Regions from separate parts of the Homo sapiens genome. Here region 2 is linked to region 1. A link is an interaction called in ENCODE POLR2A ChIA-PET data of the cell type or tissue named here. Cell type or tissue: PC-9. All regions are shown on one strand. Links, peaks and the distances in the headings refer to the core of each region. The heading gives the core; the rest is flanking DNA. Region 1 has its middle 150 kb from the start of TLE3. Region 2 has its middle 85 kb from the start of TLE3.

Region 1 (2,911 bases), core at 139-2,638:
TCAAGCTATAAACCTCTCTGTGCCTCAGCTTCCTGATCTATGAAATGGGGCATTTCTCCCCATCATTTGGCTGAGAAGAGAAAATCAGCTAACCTCTGTAAAGCACCCAGAAGGTACTTGAACGAGACCTGATGGTGAGGCAAGTTGGTTATTTTTATTCAGATGGGCCTCCCAGAGGGAAGCCTAGCTCCTTAGCACCTTTCTCCCTCCCAGAGACCTCTGCAGATGAAGGCTGGTCTCAGTGAAGAGCAAGCAAGGATTGGCTCTGAGTCAAAATAAAGAGGAAGGACGTGGGTGAGGACGTGAATTTTATGATCCCTGAGCAATGTCACCCTGGTGCCCAGGAACTAACCCCCTCACCTGCTTCCCCAGTAGGTCTGACTGCTCCAGGCCCCTGCTGCAACTACTTGGGCAAAAGCTTGGCCCTCTGGAAGCTTGCATTCCCTAGGAAGCGGGCACATTAGAGGTTCAGGAGGAGGGAGCTCAGAGCAGTCAACCACATGAAGTTACCTTTCATCCAGGGCCTTTGTGGCCAGCAAGTCAAAAACAAAATATTATTGTTCCCACTTTGCAGATGAGAAAACTGAGGCCCAGAGTAGCGATGTGACTCACCTAAGGTCATGCGGCTGAGGAGCTGGCTCGGGAGTACACATCTGCCCAGGCACCTGCACCACACCTAACAGGCAGAACGCAATGGGCTCAGTTGCCTCATCTGCAAAATAGACTCTCAGCATCCATCCTGCACCTGGCAAAGGAGGCGGAGAAGGGCAAGGATTCCACCCCCAAGCCGGCCACGCCGCCCGCCGTCCTGCTCCAACACCCACAGAAAGACAGGAAATGGCTCGCCCAGGATTCTCACTTGGCCTTCCCTTCTAGCATCCACTTTAAGATTGGCAGGGGCTGCTCTGAGCAAAGCCACCGCAGCTGTGACCCCTTGAGGTCAGTGTTCGTGGCAGGGGCTGCAGGGTTGTGATGGGCCAGACATTGAGGATAGCACTTGAGAGGGCTGGGGACCCTCTGCTTTGGCATTCTAAAGGTCTGAGTCCCTCCTAGGACAGGCCAGAGACAGCATCTAAAGATACCCAGAGATAGGGACGCAGCAGGCCCAGTGGGCTGCTAGAATCCCAGCAGCCAGGAGAGTGATGTGTCCCAGCAGAGGAGGCCACTGGAACAGAGCAAAAACCACAGGAACCGAAACTTCCCGGGTGCCCATGAGTCACCACCCTGTGAGGGCTGGGCCCTGGGGCTGGGTGGGAACTTTCCCAGGCCTTGACCCTCAGCTCAAGGGCATGTCCCTTGACCCCATGACAACACAAAGAGAGGGCTGCAGCCTGGGGTTCACACCCTGGTATGTCTCTGTCTTACTCTCAGTATCTCTGCCAAGAGATCATTTGATTCATTAATTAGTGTAAGTATGTATATCTTTAGAATAGGAAATACAGGCATATTGCAAAAAAAAAAAAAAAGTGAAAATCAAGCCTCCTCCCCTCCCCTGTTCTTCACTATCAAGTTCCTCTGCCCCCAAGTCTCCTCCTTGGAGGCCTCCACTCCTACCAGTTTCTTTAAAGCCATATATGTTTGTATATGCATTTAGAAACCCAAATGCAAACATGTGTGTGTTCATTCTTTTCCTCTTTTTACACAAATGGTAGCATGTCAATATACCTTGGAACCCTCTCCTTATAGAAACATACAGGGTCCATTCTCCTTTCTTCAGTGGTTTAAATCAATACTAATATGTATTTCGTATAATTCTGTGGGTTGAAGAGGCACAGTTGGGAGGTCCTCCATTCCATGTGACGTAGCTAATGTCATCTGTATGTTGGTTCTGCTTAACAGTTGTGTAGAGTCCCATTGTACGGACATCATTGTTTATTTAATCAGTCCCCTATTGATTAACATTTGGAGATTGACAATCTTTTGCTTTGATAAATAATGCCACAGTGAATGAGGAGCACACACGTCCCCTGTGTATCCGCATGATGAAATCCTAGGGTTGGCTGTGCCGGTCAGAGGGAAGAGCAGGTGTGGTTTGGCAGGGGCTCCCAGTGGCTCTCCCAGACACGCTGATTCCTCTTCCTGCCAGCCCCACACTCTGGCACCTGTCCTTGCACCCTCAGCAGCAGAGTGTGCCATACTTTTGATCTTTTTGATATAATGGTTCAAAAAGGGTCTTTTTTTTTTTTTTTTGAGACAGGGTTTCTCTCCCATTGCCCCGGCTGGAGTGCAATGGCACGACCTCAGCTCACTGCAATCTTTGCCTCCCAGGCTCACATGATTCTCCTGCCTCAGTGTCTGGAGTAGCTGGGACTACAGGCACATGCCACTGCACGCAGCTAATTTTTGTATTTTTAATAGAGATCTGCCTGCCTTGGCCTCCCAAAGTGCTGGGGTTACAGGCGTGAGCCACCACACTCGGCCTAAAAGAGGGTCTTTTATTGAAGTTTTAATTTGCATTTCTTTTATGAGTAAGGCTGAGTAACTTTTCATCTATTTAAGAGCCACTTATATATTCTTTTGAAACGGTCTTCCTATATTTTGCCCATTTTTTAAATTGAGTTATTGGTTTGTTCTTGTTGCTGGGTAGGAGATCTTTATACAATAAAGAAATTAATCCCTTCTTTGCAATACGAATTGCGATTTTATTTCTCAGCTAATTTCTCTCATTCTCTGCAGGAGTGGCCCAGAGTGACCAACCCAAAGGGGGTGGAATCTCTAGGCTGTAACAGTGGAGGACTGGGTCTATTCTGAGCTGGAGAGTATGGCTGGGACGGTATAGAAGAGAAATGGCTTCCAACAGCTCCTGCCCTGGCAGGTGGCTTGGGGGAGCCCACTCTGGCCTGGCCAGATCTCCAGGGCCCCAGGCCCAGGCATCATCCTATGAGAGGGAGGCCAACACCTAGAAGGTCCA
Region 2 (2,911 bases), core at 131-2,630, 63 kb after region 1:
GAACTACACCACAGCTTTCCTGGGTCTCCAGCTTGTAGACAACAGATCAAGGGACTGCTCAGCCTCCATAATCATGTGAGCCAGTACCTGATAATAAATCTCTTTATAGATCCTATTTATATGTGTGTGTGTGCCACACACGCGTTTATACTATATATAATAGACAGATCCTATTGATTCTGTTTACCTGGTGTTCCCTAATACAGCTACCCAACCCACATTGGACCATCCATGAATGAGAAATCATCATTATAGGCCGATCGTGGTGGCTCACCCCTATAATTCCAGCACTTTGGGAGGCCAAGTCAGGTGGATAACTTGAGGTCAGGAGTTTGAGACCAGCCTGGCCAACATGGTGATGCCCCCGTCTCTACTAAAATACAAAGATTAGCCGGGTGTGGTGGCGGGCACCTGTAATCCCAGCTCCTTGAGAGGCTGAGGTAGGAGAATCGCTTGAACCCGGGAGGCAGAGGCTGCAGTGAGCCAAGATTATGCCACTGCATTGCAGCCTGGTGACAGAGAGAGACTCTATGAAAGAAAGAAAGAGAGAGAGAGAGAGACAGAAAGAAAGAAAGAAAGAAAGAAAGAAAGAAAGAAAGAAAGAAAGAAAGAAAGAAAGAAAGAGGAAGGAAGGAAGGAAGGAAGGAAGGAAGGAAGGAAGGAAGGAAGGAAGGAAGGAAGGAAGAAAGAAAGAAAGAAAGAAAAACATAATCATCATTATAGTGCTAAGCCACTGAGATGCCAGGGCTTATTATTCCTGCACCATAGCCCAACCTATCCTGACTAACACAAACCTGTCATTGAGAGACTAATGAAAATATTTTCAAGTCACTCCCCAGTCAAATGGAAGAGAGTAGAATGGCACATCTGGCCCTGAGTCAGGAAATTTGAGCTCTAGTTCTATTAATATCTCTGTCAACCGATTGCTGTGTAAATTGGGCAAGCCTCTTAGCCTCTCTGGACCTCAGTTTCCTCATCATCTGTCATGTGGTTGAGTCACATGAAATGATATTATTCATTAAGACAAGAAATACAGGAAGAGGTTCAGGTTTGTGGGGAAAGACCTGGGTTCCATTTGGTACCTGTTGAGTGTTTCATAGGCATACAGTAGGTTCTGGGGCAAAGAATAAAAACGGGGCTGGAGATATGGATTTGAGGTCATAGAGAAAGATGGTGGCTAAAGATGTTATGAATGAGGTAGCTGGCAGGGAGGACAATCAGGAAAATAAGGAAAGAGGGCTCTTTGAAAAGAAAAAAACGAAGAAGCTGAAGTCCAGAGACATGAAGTAACTGGCCCGAGATTACACGGTAGGCTGGTACCAGAGGTGGCGCCAGATCTGGAGCTTTAGCCCCAGACTCCAGGGCTCCATCCCTTGTCAGCACAGAGAAGCTGGGAGCCTGGGGATGGTAAGGCATATCCCAGTGAATGCTGGGATGCTGATCAACTGTGCGTCTTGGGTCACTTCTATGGGAATCGGCTTCCCTGTCTGTATAATAAGAATTTGGTTTTGATATAGTATGGGGCTTTGTGATTTATAAACTACCTGCATAATCATTATCTCATCTGGCTCTTAAAATTGCCCTTTGAGGAAGTCAGGGTACACAGGTAGATCAAGGCTCAGAGAGATAAAGTGTGCCCAGATCTCTTGACTATAGGTCAGGTCCCCTCACACTGAACTCCCTTTTCAAGGACCACGAACAGGGTCCCCCTCTGCCCAGACATTGCAGACAAAGGCCAATCCCTGCAAGAAGCACCATCCACCCACCCACCCCTTTCTCTCCCTTGTTTCGATTCACTCTCCCCAAGACCCTTTATTTCTATAAGTCACAAGTCATGGGTATCCCTTGCTCACTGGAAGTAACCACATTTCCTAGGATTTTGCTGATGGTTCTGGGACGATGGGAAGATGATTGGGGGCCACCTGGAGGGATAAGATGACCATGGAGTTTCTCAGCCTTGCTGGCAGGGGAAGGGGATGGCTCAAGGATGTTGGTTCATCATGAAGCAAAGCTTGAGAAAGGGTGGTCTGACCCCAGACAGGGATTTTAGAGTCTGCAATTTCTGGGTTCTAGAGGGGAAGATGGGTAACTGTTCTCTGAGGCAACATGAAGGATTTAAGGCATTTTGTCAACCAAAGGCCAAGCTTTTCTATAAGAGCCTATTCTGGGAACAACTCAAAGAAGATTCCAGTCCATTCCAACTCATCCCATCCACTCATCCAACAAATATTGATTGAAGGTATTTCCGCCTCTGCCCTCGAGGGCTGCCAGTAGAGCAGGGAGGAGACAAGAGGGAGAGCAGAATGCAGAATTTCCACCTAGAAGACCCAAAGTCAAAGCCTGATCAACCAGTTCCAGCTGTGTGGCCTTGGGCTAATTACTTGGCTTCTCTCAACCTCATCTGCAAAATAGAGCTAATAATACCACCCAACTCCCTATGTCCCAGGGTGGCTTTGAAAATCAAGAGATCTTCTTTGACAGAGTGATTTGTAGGGTGTTACGAAGAGGATAAATCAAGCACTTATTTCCTAAGGATAAAGGTAGGCAGCCACAAGTGCTGCTGGAGAGGCCCAGATAAGGGGTTATGAAGGCCCAGAGCAAGTGGACGAGGGGAAGGAGTTGGGACAAGGGAAGGACTGAAGAAAAGAGGTAAGCTATTGAAATTAAAGGATGGGCACAGTCTCAAAAGGCAGGAATGGCAGACAAAGGATATTTCAGCAGAGAACAGAGCAAGCCAAGATATAGAGGCCAGAAAGAAGAGAGCAGGTTCCAGAGACAGCACAAAAAAGCCATCAATATCTGCAGGGGGCCTGCGGGAGATAACATTGCAACTGTATTTAGAGGAGATGACAGAGTGGCTTGAACACTAGGCGGAGACATTTGGACTTTATTTGGCAGGTTGTGTGTGTGT

The links. ChIA-PET counts read pairs that join two places held together with the same protein. Peaks named below come from ENCODE experiments on the same cell type or tissue, not always from the same donor. Only the 100,000 strongest peaks of a DNase experiment are listed, where the experiment ranks them.
Region 2: POLR2A ChIA-PET joins it to region 1 with 10 read pairs; 3 of 35 experiments call an interaction of 5 or more read pairs at or near these places.

The regions. Positions count from the first base shown.
Region 1 is chr15:70,244,426-70,247,336 of GRCh38, reverse strand. No RefSeq gene overlaps it. Among named protein-coding and RNA genes, the nearest start is that of TLE3, 150 kb to the right of the region's middle. RefSeq lists an enhancer at 1,338-1,387. In PC-9, for the core only: no CTCF peak of the experiment used is centred there; a DNase peak (open chromatin) is centred at 1,176; H3K27ac peaks cover 1,308 bases.
Region 2 is chr15:70,181,477-70,184,387 of GRCh38, reverse strand. No RefSeq gene overlaps it. Among named protein-coding and RNA genes, the nearest start is that of TLE3, 85 kb to the right of the region's middle. RefSeq lists an enhancer at 2,631-2,911. In PC-9, for the core only: no CTCF peak of the experiment used is centred there; no DNase peak of the experiment used is centred there.